Linked DNA regions of Homo sapiens: region 1 is linked to region 2. Evidence: chromatin contacts called from ENCODE Hi-C or POLR2A ChIA-PET data. All regions are on one chromosome and are shown on one strand. Each heading gives the region's core, a stretch centred on a gene start or an enhancer-like site at or near the end of the contact. The rest is flanking DNA. Distances are from core to core; before and after follow the strand shown.

Region 1 (5,858 bases), core at 3,277-5,776, 1.0 Mb before region 2:
AAATTCAAAACAAGCCCCTGAAGTAAACCACATTTGTACAATATTCTATGTAAATAAACCAAGAGGTGGGGAAGAAACAGTTTTCTTTCAACATTTCTGAATACACGGGTGGCTCACAGGTTAATTAAAAAAAAAAAAAGGAACATTCAGGCAAAGCTCTTCTAGGTAAAAACAAGATTTGCAGAAGTTTTAAATAGGTTTCAAAAACAGATTACCTCATTGAACAAAGAGGGGAAAATTTGGGCATCAGCAAGAATAACTGAGTGAAACATATCAAATAAATAAATTCATAGTAATTTAAAAAAAACCTAATTGCTTGCTGTTGGAAATGTTATGAAACTATTTTGAAGAGTTCAATATTGAAGACCACAAATGGTGGTGCACCATATCTACTGATATTTATAAATAGTTTTAATGTTCTTAAAAGAAGAATAAAACTATTGCATCTTAATGTAAATAACTTTTATTTATAAAAACAGCTTTTTCCAAAACAAAAAAAATTAGTGAAAAGGCGCTTTTTTTTTTTTTTTTTTTTTTTTGAGACAGAGTCTCGCTCTGTCGTCCAGGCTGCAGTGCAGTGGCGCCATCTCGGCTCACTGCAAGCTCCGCCTCCCGGGTTCATGCCATTCTCCTGCCTCAGCCTCCCAAGCAGCTGGGACTACAGGCATGTGCCACCACGCCCAGCTAATTTGTTAGTATTTTTAGTAGAGACAGGATTTCACCATGTTAGCCAAGATGGTCTCGATCTCCTGACCTCGTGGATCCACCTGCCTCGGCCTCCCAAAAGTGCTGGGATTACTGTTGTAATTTTTGTAAACTTCATTAATGCCTTGTTAGGTAGGAGCCAGCTGATTTCTCATCTGCTTCCGCATTTTTATGTTATGTAGCTTCTGGAAAACTCTGTATACCCATGAAAACAGGAGTAAAAAAACAGCAAACTGAGTCTCAGTATTATTAAATTTTTTTTTTTAACTTTAAAGAACCTCTGAAAAGGTCTCAAGGATCCCTTACAAGTCCCAAACTGTACTTGGAAAACTACTGAGTTAGACTATCACCATTTTACAATTGCTAATTAGTGGATGTAGGCACTGAGCATTAGCTGCTAACATGACCAAAAATTAAAACTTTTAAAGTGGTTTTTGATTAAAAAAACACCACACAACCTATGAAATAGTGGATCTTTCCCATTCCTGAAATTAAGCCTGAATCTTAAGAAACTACTACAGCCAACCACCGGTTTATAGGTAACTGGGAGAACAGAGGAACGTTGACACTACGTGGATGGCATTAGCAAAATCCAGAAGGTGGAATAAATGACTTGGTTAGCAGGAGGGCAGAGAATAAGAATGAGTGACTGGAGAGGAAACTTAGAGGATAAAAAAAGACTTAAAAGGGCGAGCAGTGTAGATTTCCACCAGTAGTGGCAAAAAGCCTCAGGTTAAAACCCCAACTCTCCAGCAGATAACAACTATAAACTCTGGACAAAGTCTATTAAGACACTACAGAGCAACCACAAACAAGCTGAAGAGGAAAGAAACAGCACTAGGTATGTGCCTATGTGCTTTTTTTTTTTTTTTTTTTTTAAGGAACATCACTTGAAAGCAGTCATGCAGGGCTGCTAAAACTCAAACAGAAATACACAAGCCTTAAAGCTTAAAGTACAAGAAGACAAGAGGTTCACCACAGCCATAGCAACTGGAAAGTGAGGGCTAAATCCCAGAAGAGAGATGGCCAGAGAAAGAAAATAGGTACCACAAAACTTGCATATCCACTTTTCCCAAGTCTCTGGCTCACTCCTGACCTATGTGTGCATGGGGCTGACTTCAAACAGTTCAATTAAAGAACTGAGCAGATTTCAGCTGGCACTCATCATGGGAGCAGCAGAATTTGCTAAAGTAAAAAACAAAACAATTAAAACCAATAGTTTATGAAGGAACAAAACAGAATCCAGAGGCACTACATATACAAAGAAACAGGAAATTATGACCCATAATCAAAAGAAAAATCAAACAGCGACAGATTCTGCAATGATAAAGATTTTAGAATAAGCAGGCAATAACTTAAAATAGCTAGTATACTTATATTCAAAAACATATTACAGGCTGGGTGCAGTGGCTCATGCCTGTAATCCCAGCATTTTGGAAGGCCAAGGCAGGTGGATCACGAGATTAGGAGTTCAAGACCAGCCTGGCCAAGACAGTGAAACTGAAACCCTGTCTCTACTAAAAATACAAAAATTAGCCAGGCATGGTGGCGGGTGCCTGTAATCCCAGCTACTCGGGAGGCTGAGGCAGAGAATCACTTGAACCTGGGAGGCGGAGGTTGCACTGAGCCAAGATTGTGCCACTGCACTCCAGCCTGGACGACAGAATAAGACTCCGTCTCAAAAACAAACAAACAAACAAAAAAAACAAAATAAAAAGACCATATCATATAAGAAAACATCCTTGCAATAAATAAAAATGAACAAAATCTGAGCAGAGAAATGGAAACTCTAGAAATAACAGAAAAAATACAAATGCTAGAGATGGAAAAGACAATATCTAAAGTTAAAAATTAGAGCTTAGAGATAACAGAAGAGTGAGCTTAGGATAAGAGAGAAATTGTCCAATCTGGAAAGTAAAAAGATGGAGGGAAAAAAATTAAGAGCCTCTGGAAACTGCAGAACAGTATCAAAATGCCTAACATCCATGCAATTGGAATCTCAGAAGGAGAGCTGAGAGAGAATGAGGCAGAAAAAATATTTGGAAGGAAAATGATAAAATTTTCCCAATTTGGTAAATGAAAAATGTACAGATTCAAGATCATCATCAACCACAAGTAGGATAAATACATACACATACACAAAGCATATCCAGGTGCATCACAGTCACATTCTGAAAACAAAAATAAAGTGTTTCACAACTACCCATCACTACAAAGAAAAAACAATATAAGTATGAGATAAAGTAAATTTCAAAAAAGAGTATTATCAAACATAAAAAAGATATTACATAATGGTGGCATAATCAAGAAGACATAATAATTATATAACAGCACCAATAATAAAGTTTCAAAATACATGCAGCAAAAAATGATGTATTTATTACAGAAAAAAATATGTAAATCCACACCAGCTGTCCAATTCTATCTGCAGTTGCTTAACTAGACGAAATCAGTAACGTGGATCCACAACATCTAAACACCATCAATCACAGAGCTATAATTGTCATTTATAGAACACTACACCCAACAACTTCAGAAAACACACTCCTTTCAAGTACACACTGTACACTCACCAAGACAGAACACGTGCTGGACCATAAAGAGATCTCAATAAAAAGGAAAGCAGTGAAAATATATCAAAAATGTTCACTGATGATACAGAATTAACTCAGCAATCAATTACAGAAAAGGACCTAGGAAAACCTCAAATATGTAAAAATTAAACCACTACTTCTAAATAAATCAATGGGTCAAAGAAGGCCCACAAGGGCAATTAGAAAACATTTTGAACCAAATGATAAAATACATCAACATTTGTATAGCACAGTTAAGTAGAGCTTAGAGGGAAAATGATCACTTTAAAATGTTAATAGTTGACAATATGAGTTTGAACTGTGCATGTCCGCTTAAACACAAATTTTTTCAATAAAAGTTACACCAAGTTGGCTGGGCACAGTGGCTCAAGCCCATAACCCCAGCACTCTGGGAGGCCAAGGCAGGCGGATCATTTGGGCCCAAAAGTTAGAGACCAGCCTGGGCAACATAGTGAAGCTCTATCTCTACTCAAAATACAAAAATGAGCCAGGCGTGGTGGTGTATGCCTGTGGTCCCAGGTGCTTGGGAGGCTGAGGTGGGAGAGTCACCTGAGCCCAGGAAGTCAAGGCTGCAGTAAGCCATGATCCAGCCACCGCACTCCAGCCCGGGAGTGACGGAAGTTGAGACCCTATCTCAAAAAAAAAAAAAAAAAATTTACACCAAGTGTCCCTGCCTCTTCCGCCTCCCCTCCACCTCTCCAGTCTGTTATCTCCAAGACAGCAAGACCAGTCCCTCCCTCCTCCTCTTCCTCCTCCTCAGCCTACTGAACACAATCTACTTCCACTTAATAAACAGTAAATACATTTTCCCTTCTTTATTAATGTCTTAATAACATTATCTTTCCTCTAACTCTGTATTCAAAGAGCAAGCTGTAGAATCAATGACCTCAGGTCCCACCTTTAGTAAGCTAAAAATGAGGAAATAACCCAGAGTAAACAGAAGGAAATAATAAAAGAGCAAAGTAATTATAGATCCCATACACATTAAGAGAACAAGACTATTATGAATAACTTTATGTCAATAAATATGACAACTTAGATGAAATGAGCAAATTCCCTGAAAAGTACAATTTATCAAAACCAATATGACAAACAGATAATCTGCACTGTGGTCATTTTCACTCTCCACCACAGTGACACTCAGATCCTGGTGTGCCTTTCCAACTTCCCAAAGAGCCCAGTCATCTCAATTTGGGCAGCTGGTCAAAGGTGACTGAGTCATCAACTCCCAGATTCCACCACTTGGTGCCCAAAGCTGCCAACAGTGGAGGGAGAAATGAGGAAGGAAGGGAGAGAAAATCCAGCTTGGTCTCCATGTCTCACAATGGTAGCTCAATCAGGTAGACCATATAAAAACAGGCAACAGGCCAAATTTGGCCCACAGGCTTTAGTTGGTCAACCCCTGACCCAGAATATCTAACGCAATCTTTAAAAACAGAAAACTGAAGGATTTGTACTACCTGACTTCAAGATTTACTAGGAAAGCAGAGTAACCAAAAGACAGTGTTGTATGGCATAAGGGTTAACAAATACACAAATGACACTATATAATAGAGAGCATATAACCCGTAATTATACGGTCATTTCTTTTTTTTTTTTTTTTAATTGAGACAACTTCTCACTTTGTTGCCCAGGCTAGAATGCAGTGGTGCAATCACAGCTCACTGCAGCCTAAAACCTCCCCAAAGCTCAGGTGATCCCCCCACCTCAGCCTCCCAACTAGCTGGGAATACAGGTGCACACCACCATGCCTGGCTAACTTTTGTATTTTTTGTAGAGACAGGGTCTCACCATGTTGCCCAGGTTGGTCTTGAACTCCTGGGCTCAAGCCATCTGCCCACCTCTGCCTCCCAAAGTGCTAGGATTACAGACGTGAACCACCATGCCCTGCCTGGTCATTTCATTTTTGACAAAGACTCCAAAGCAACACCGAGGAAAGAAAAGTGTTTTCAACAATAGAGCTAGAAGTGTATATATTCATGTAAAAATATGAAACTCAATCCCTATCACACCATACACTAAAATTAATTTGAGATGGATCACAGATGTAAATGTAAAGCTTCTAAAATAAATAAGATTATCCTCATGATTTGAGAGGAAGCAGATTTTTTAAGACAGAGAAGAGGAACCATTCACTATAAAACAAAAAACTAATAAATTGTATTTCATCAAAATGACAAAACTTCCGCTTGCCAAAAGATATCAAAAAGAAAATAAATGAGGGCCAGGCATGGTGGCTCATGCCTGTAATCCCAGCACTTTGGGAGGCCGAGGCAGGTGGATCACCTGAGGTCAGGAGTTCCAGATCTGCCTGGCCTACATGGCAAATCCTCATCTCTACTAAATTACAAAAAATTAGCTGGGACTGGTGGTGTGCGCTTGTGGTCCTAGCTACTCGGGAGGCTGGGGCACAAGAACCAACTGAACCCAGAAGGCGGAGGTTGCAGTGAGCCAAGATCGCGTCACTGTACTCCAGTCTGGGCAACAGAGTGAGACTCTGTCTCAAAAAATTAAAAACAAAAAACAAAAAACCACAGACTGGGAGAAAATATTTACTAA
Region 2 (5,896 bases), core at 2,416-4,915:
TATTCATGACACACATACCTGATGTTCTGGGCCTCAATTTCTACCCCCCCCAACCCCTACCATGTAATTTAAATTTTTAAGTGTGAAATTAAGTTAAATGATCTATGTCCAATAACAGTTATAACAAAGCATGACCTAATTTTCTTGATTCTATTACAATGTACAATGATTTTGTTTTCTAATAAATATTTGTTTTGTTCAAACCAGCAAAAGAAAGGAGTTTGAGCCTTACATGACTTCTTGCTAAACCCTGTTATAATGCAAATGAATTTTGTTTTCTTCCCTAGGAAGCATAACATTTGACCCATTTGAGAGGAACTCTTCCATTTGAAAAGCTTTGCTCTTAAAAGCGATGGTTTTAAGATCTGAATCAAACACCACCGTATTACTAACAATTCAAACATAATGAAAATAAACTATCTCCATTTTCACTATATCTCTAAGTTTGAAGGCTATATTAAGTGACTAAAATGTGCAGTAAGATTTAGAGTACCACTCCAGACTCCAGGCCTAGTACAAGTCACATCTCAACCTTTATAGAAAATGTTCTGTTTTCTTGGAATGCCTTTCTCTTGCTCCTCCAGGTCACTTTTCAAGGATGACATCAAATGCCACTCTCTCTGTGAAGTATTTGTCATGTCTCCTCTCTGCATTCTGTCACATGCAGAAGTAGAGGCTCCCTCTGCCATGTTTCTAATCTACCTCTTCATGTCTATTATAGTGCTCATTGTGTTATAATTATTTGTATCTATATGTTGTTAGATGATACATTATTTGAAGGAAGTAGCCATGTATTCACCTTATAACTGAATTCAATATCAGGCATAGAACAGATGTTTGATAAGTATTTGTTACCTAGAACAATGAAAAAACAAACAATTTGTTACCTAGAACAACAGCAAGAAACTTCAGGTCCTCTCATTTGGTAATCAGTGACTTTTAAGCTCTTGGTAAAGTAACACTCTGTAAAAAATACTTATTTTACATCACAACTTAGAACACACTGACACAAACGCAACTGATAGTTTTATAATACAGCATTTTCTACCTTTAATATGTGTGAGGTACACTGATATTTTCTATTCTGTTCTAGTTTTAAAATTTGGTCTGACCCACCAAATTGATTTCATAACCCAGCTGGTTGTGGCCCACAGTTTGAAAAGCATTATTTCTCCTTTTGGCTTTAGGAAGATCTATTTATTTCATCTGGTTTCAGAGCAATCTGTTCTGTTTTAAAGGTTATCAAAGATTCATATTATTGTAGCCATCTTCAAAACACTTGTTCTACTAGAAATAATCAATGTGTAAATTAAATGTTATTTTAATAGTCTCTAATTGCTAAATTTCTTCCAGTGCTCCTCTTATATATTTTGTTGGAGAGATAAGCAAGTAAAAAGTTATCTAATCCTGGTTTTACTTAGTGCATAAGAGATTTTACCATATTCCATAATGGAATATAAGGAGTGAAGTGCCAAAAAGTTCAGGTGCCCTGAGAGCTGGCCAGTAGCCACCACATATAATGTATTTGAATTCACACAACAAGGAATCAGTTTCCAAGAAACATGCAAAAGGATGTTCTTGAAATAACTACCTGGAGAATTCAAAGTCTTAGCAACTGATTATAATTCTTGACTCCAAACCTACAGAAGAAAAAATACTGAGGAAAACCATTTCTATGATCCAGAAAGTTAACACCACAAATCAACTTACAAAAACACTTAATGACATACCATGGCCATTCTGCTGTGCTTAGGTTATAATGGGGCAATGACTTATTGGGAAACTTTCATTGGAAAATAGATAGTCGAGGACAGGTCCTCCTCTCTGAAGTCAGAGAGAACTAGTCACCCTCTTCCTGACCTCCATGATCTTACTGCCCACTGATAGGCTATCCTGAGTAGAAGGGAGATAAGATGGCCCTTCTGGACAACTCAAAGGGATCCCTTTTGAAAGTGAAAATGTTTTGAAGTTTTTTCATGCCTGAGCTAAATACAGGCACTGCATCTTCTTATATGTAAACATGGGGCTTTTGATAGGTAGACACCATCTTCTAAATCCAGCAACACCACTGAAGTCTGATGGCCGGTAGAAGAATAATGTAAATTTTTCCAAAATGCTTTGAATCTCTGGTTCAGTCAATATAATTTTATTCTTTAGAGCTACACGGTCCCATAAAGTAGGATTAGCCACATAGGGCTATGCCAACTAAAAGTAATTAAAATTAAACAAAATGAAAAATTCAGTTCTTTAGTCAGAGTGATTCCACATCAAGTGCCTAGTATCCATTACTGTGGAAGGTTCTATTGGTTCTGTACAGTGCTGTCTATAGCCATTTCATTTTATTAACATCTGATGTCTTTGGTTGCTTGCTTGATTGCTAAAAAAGGAAAAGTGGAAGGACGGTGGAGCCTTGCTTGTCCATGTTAGGAAAACGTTTATTTCAGCCTCTACAGGGCTTCTTATCTAAAAGTCTTCTATGCTCACTCTTATTGGGTCCTTTACATGGGTCCATTCCAGCTCCTGCCTTGATCCTGTCTAATCAATCCTTCTCACTGCTTCCAGCGTTAGCATTCTTTTTTTTTTTTTTTTTTTTTTTTTTTTTTTTTTTTTTTTTTTTTTTTTGAGACGGAGTCTGGCTCTGTTGCCCAGGCTGGAGTGCAGAGGCACGATCTCGGCTCACTGCAAGCTCCGCCTCGCGGGTTCACGCCATCCTCCTGCCTCAGCCTCCCGGGTAGCTGGGACTACAGGCACCCGCCACCACGCCTGGCTAATTTTTTGTAATTTTAGTAGAGACGGGGTTTCACCGTGTTAGCCAGGACCAGGGTTAGCATTCTTAACCACAGGGCAATGGAAGTTATTTTTTTCCTAGGAAAACTTCAACTCTTCCCCATTACTCACAGAGTAACTTTTACTTACCTTGATTTGGATTTGATCTGGCCCGAACCAACCCTTTCAGCTCTTTTTCTGTTTCTCTGACTATCCTATGCCCTGGCCACACTCAAATTCAAACACCCTTGGCTGCCTACCCACATAACTTTAGTCTTTTGCTCATGCTGTTCCTTGGAGCTCTAGGAAACGTGTCCATGCATCTTGGTTCAGTTTATGTGCCAGAACCTTTGTGAAAACTTCACAATCTCGCTGAACCAAAGTGTGTCACTACCTTGTCTAAGTGCTCACAGCACTTGCAGTTCTATTACATTTTTTTTCCACTTAAATTTTTACGTGTTTAACTCTCCTACTGGGTGATAAGCTTTTTGATGCACAAGATCTTGCACCTCTGTGTCCTGCATAGCTTTCTACACATAGCTGTTTAACAAGAAATACACAAAGAGAGTTGAATTTAATTTGGGGTGAGGATAGAAAAAATGGTTAACTGGAGTCAGGGAGGGTGTGCTTAGAGAACCATTGCTGGGGGTTGTGTAGGATTATAAAGGATGCAGACTGGAGGAGGACTGAGGTTAAGATGAGAAATCTACCCTTGGCAGTGCTGAAAAACATAACAGAATTGTGCGGCAGCACTGCAGGCTGCCAATGTTTCATAGGTCACAAAACACCACGAGGCATTCCTCCTGATGGAGGTCAACCTCCAGCAGAGTGAGTCACTCTCTCCCTGTGCCCATGAGGCCCTTAATCCATGGCTCTGCAATATTCCAAGGCCTCAGGCTGAGCACTTCCTGGTGTCAGGGCCACCCTCTTGCTCTATCCTGCCTCCTTACCATGCACACTGCCCCATCCATCCTAGGGCCCAGTTTCATGCATCCCATAAGGAAGTTTGCAGTAAATTCTGACTGAATAAATTCAACTGTGAGCTAAGACCTGAGTGAAGGTAACCACAGGCAGAATCTAAAGCATGTAGATTGCCGAGTACAAACAGGAATGCGGAATATGTTGCCGGAGTAATTTTATTTATTTTCAAACAGCGCAGGGTCTTTGGGTCATCTCCACCATTTAACCCAGCGATATCTTGGCATCCCTGGAATGCTGAATGCTGTTTGATCAGTCATCACGTCTCCTTTCCACAAAAGGGCCTGTTTTTACTGAAGATAAAACTCTCTTTCCTCGTCTTCAAAAGGAAGCTCAGTACATTACAAAAAAAAAAAAAAAATTCCCCCTTTGACTTTTTCTCACTCTAAGTTTCCCAGGGGTCGATGTGAAGTGAAGGAGAATGTGGAGAATTGGAGCTGGAAGTGTTAGGAACCTAGAGCTCTTTTCCACGAATGGGAGGGAAGTTCATCAAAGCACATGTGTGGTCAAAGAAGCTTAAAAATAAACCTGATTTCTAACACAGAAAAGAAAAACTCATTAAGCTTTCAATAAGCTGCTTTTTTCAAGGAATAAAAAAATAAAAAAAGAGAAAGAAATGTCTGCCAACAGAGGAAAAGGCAATACACTCTTCCAAAAGGATCTTTTGAGTAAAAGGAACATGTAAATTCCAAGAAAAGTTAGTTAGAAAGAACAGTTTATTCTCACTGGTTCCTTCTCATCACATCAGTATTTATTTCCCCAAATGCCCTTTATTTATTCATTTTAAAGTATTATAGGTGTCTACATGTTGGTCAGGGCATAAGGAACTTTTCTTACCGCAAAGACCCTTTGGGACACCAAGCAGAGACCTCAGCTATCCTTTTAAATTCTCAGGACTCTGAAACCTAATGTCTGCGTAGACTAACAGGAGGACTGCTGGAAGAAGGCAGGAGCCCAAGTAGTTAGCACATAGGCCGCTTACCAAGAAAATCACCAGGGTGTTCCAGCGTGAGCTGGTTTGACATCAATCCATACGATGGGGTTAGCGTGTGCCAGCTTCAGACTGTGTAACTTCTATTTACCGAAACTGTAACACATACTCATTGTGAGCTACAATTATCCACAGTTTAGTATGTTTATGAAACTATTTTGTGGTTATTTATTAAAAATAAAATTTATGTGTGCTTATTGAAGCTATATTTTGGCAGGCAAAAGAGGTTGGCAGAAATGTCTGAGTCAACAGCGGGCACTAGCCACTCTTTATGTCGTCATATAAAAACTTGTCAAATAATATTTAGTTTTTAATCTTCAGTTGCAAACATAAGGTTAGTCATGAAAAATATTCTGTGAGTTGGTCTCCTTGAAACAGGAGACTGGGTGTTTGGATTTAACTAAAGGTGATAATTAAGTTTCTGGCTTGTTTAAGGGTGATCTGTTATCCCTTTTCTCCCACCAACTTCTACTACCTGTTTTTTTATCCATGTTCCTCTTCCTTATGTCTTTAAGAGCTGTTTCATAATGATTTTTCATAATATGAGCTGTTTATCTACCAATACAAAAATGCAAAGACAAATGTATTACTCATGATCAAGGATAAATTATCCTGCCTGTATGGTCATGGTAGTATTCTCTTGGAGATCTTTTGGGAGCAAATGGATTATTTATTTTTTCTGAAATTTTTAGTTAATTATTTTATTTATTTATTGAGACAGGGTCTTGCTCTGTTTCCCAGGCTGGAGTGCAGTGGTGCAATCACAGCTCACTGCAGCCTCAAATTCCTAGGCTTAAGCCGTCCTCCCACCTTAGCCTTCCAAGTAGCTGGGAGCACAGGTGCATGCCACCACACCTGGTTAATTTATTTTTCGTAGAGATGGTGTCTCCCTATGTTGCCCAGGTTGGTCTCAAACTCCTGGGCTCTAGTGATCCTTCCACTTCAGCTGCCTGAGTAGCGGGGAACACAGCCACGTGCCACCGCACCTGGCTAATTTTTCATTTATTGTAGAGATGGGGTCTCCCTATGTTGCCCAGGCTGGTCTTGAACTCCTAGGCTCTAGCAATTCTCCCACTTCAGCCTCCCAAAATGCTGGGATTACAGGTGTGAACCACCACACCCAGCTAGTTATTTAAATCACTATACTTACTTTCCAAGGGC

Evidence for each region. A loop is a pair of places that touch in the nucleus more often than their neighbours do. ChIA-PET counts read pairs that join two places held with the same protein, here RNA polymerase II (POLR2A).
Region 1: a loop to region 2 is called in a map of heart right ventricle, with 9 times the contacts of the local background. The contact joins two enhancer-like sites. A Hi-C loop is called at or near these places in 1 of 168 maps with a recorded cell type or tissue (heart right ventricle). POLR2A ChIA-PET finds 5 or more read pairs at or near these places in 1 of 52 experiments (Caco-2).

Annotation. Positions count from the first base shown.
Region 1 is chr2:227,502,284-227,508,141 of GRCh38, reverse strand. All of the region lies in intron 2 of AGFG1 (ArfGAP with FG repeats 1), which reads right to left. Among named protein-coding and RNA genes, the nearest start is that of AGFG1, 33 kb to the right of the region's middle. Within about 2 kb of position 4,526, at least 13 of the 41 ENCODE cell types and tissues checked have a DNase peak (open chromatin) inside an H3K27ac peak, as active enhancers do; they include heart right ventricle, where a contact is called at or near this core.
Region 2 is chr2:226,476,245-226,482,140 of GRCh38, reverse strand. No RefSeq gene overlaps it. Among named protein-coding and RNA genes, the nearest start is that of MIR5702, 180 kb to the left of the region's middle. RefSeq lists a silencer at 3,734-4,028 and an enhancer at 3,666-4,216. Within about 2 kb of position 3,665, at least 15 of the 41 ENCODE cell types and tissues checked have a DNase peak (open chromatin) inside an H3K27ac peak, as active enhancers do; they include heart right ventricle, where a contact is called at or near this core.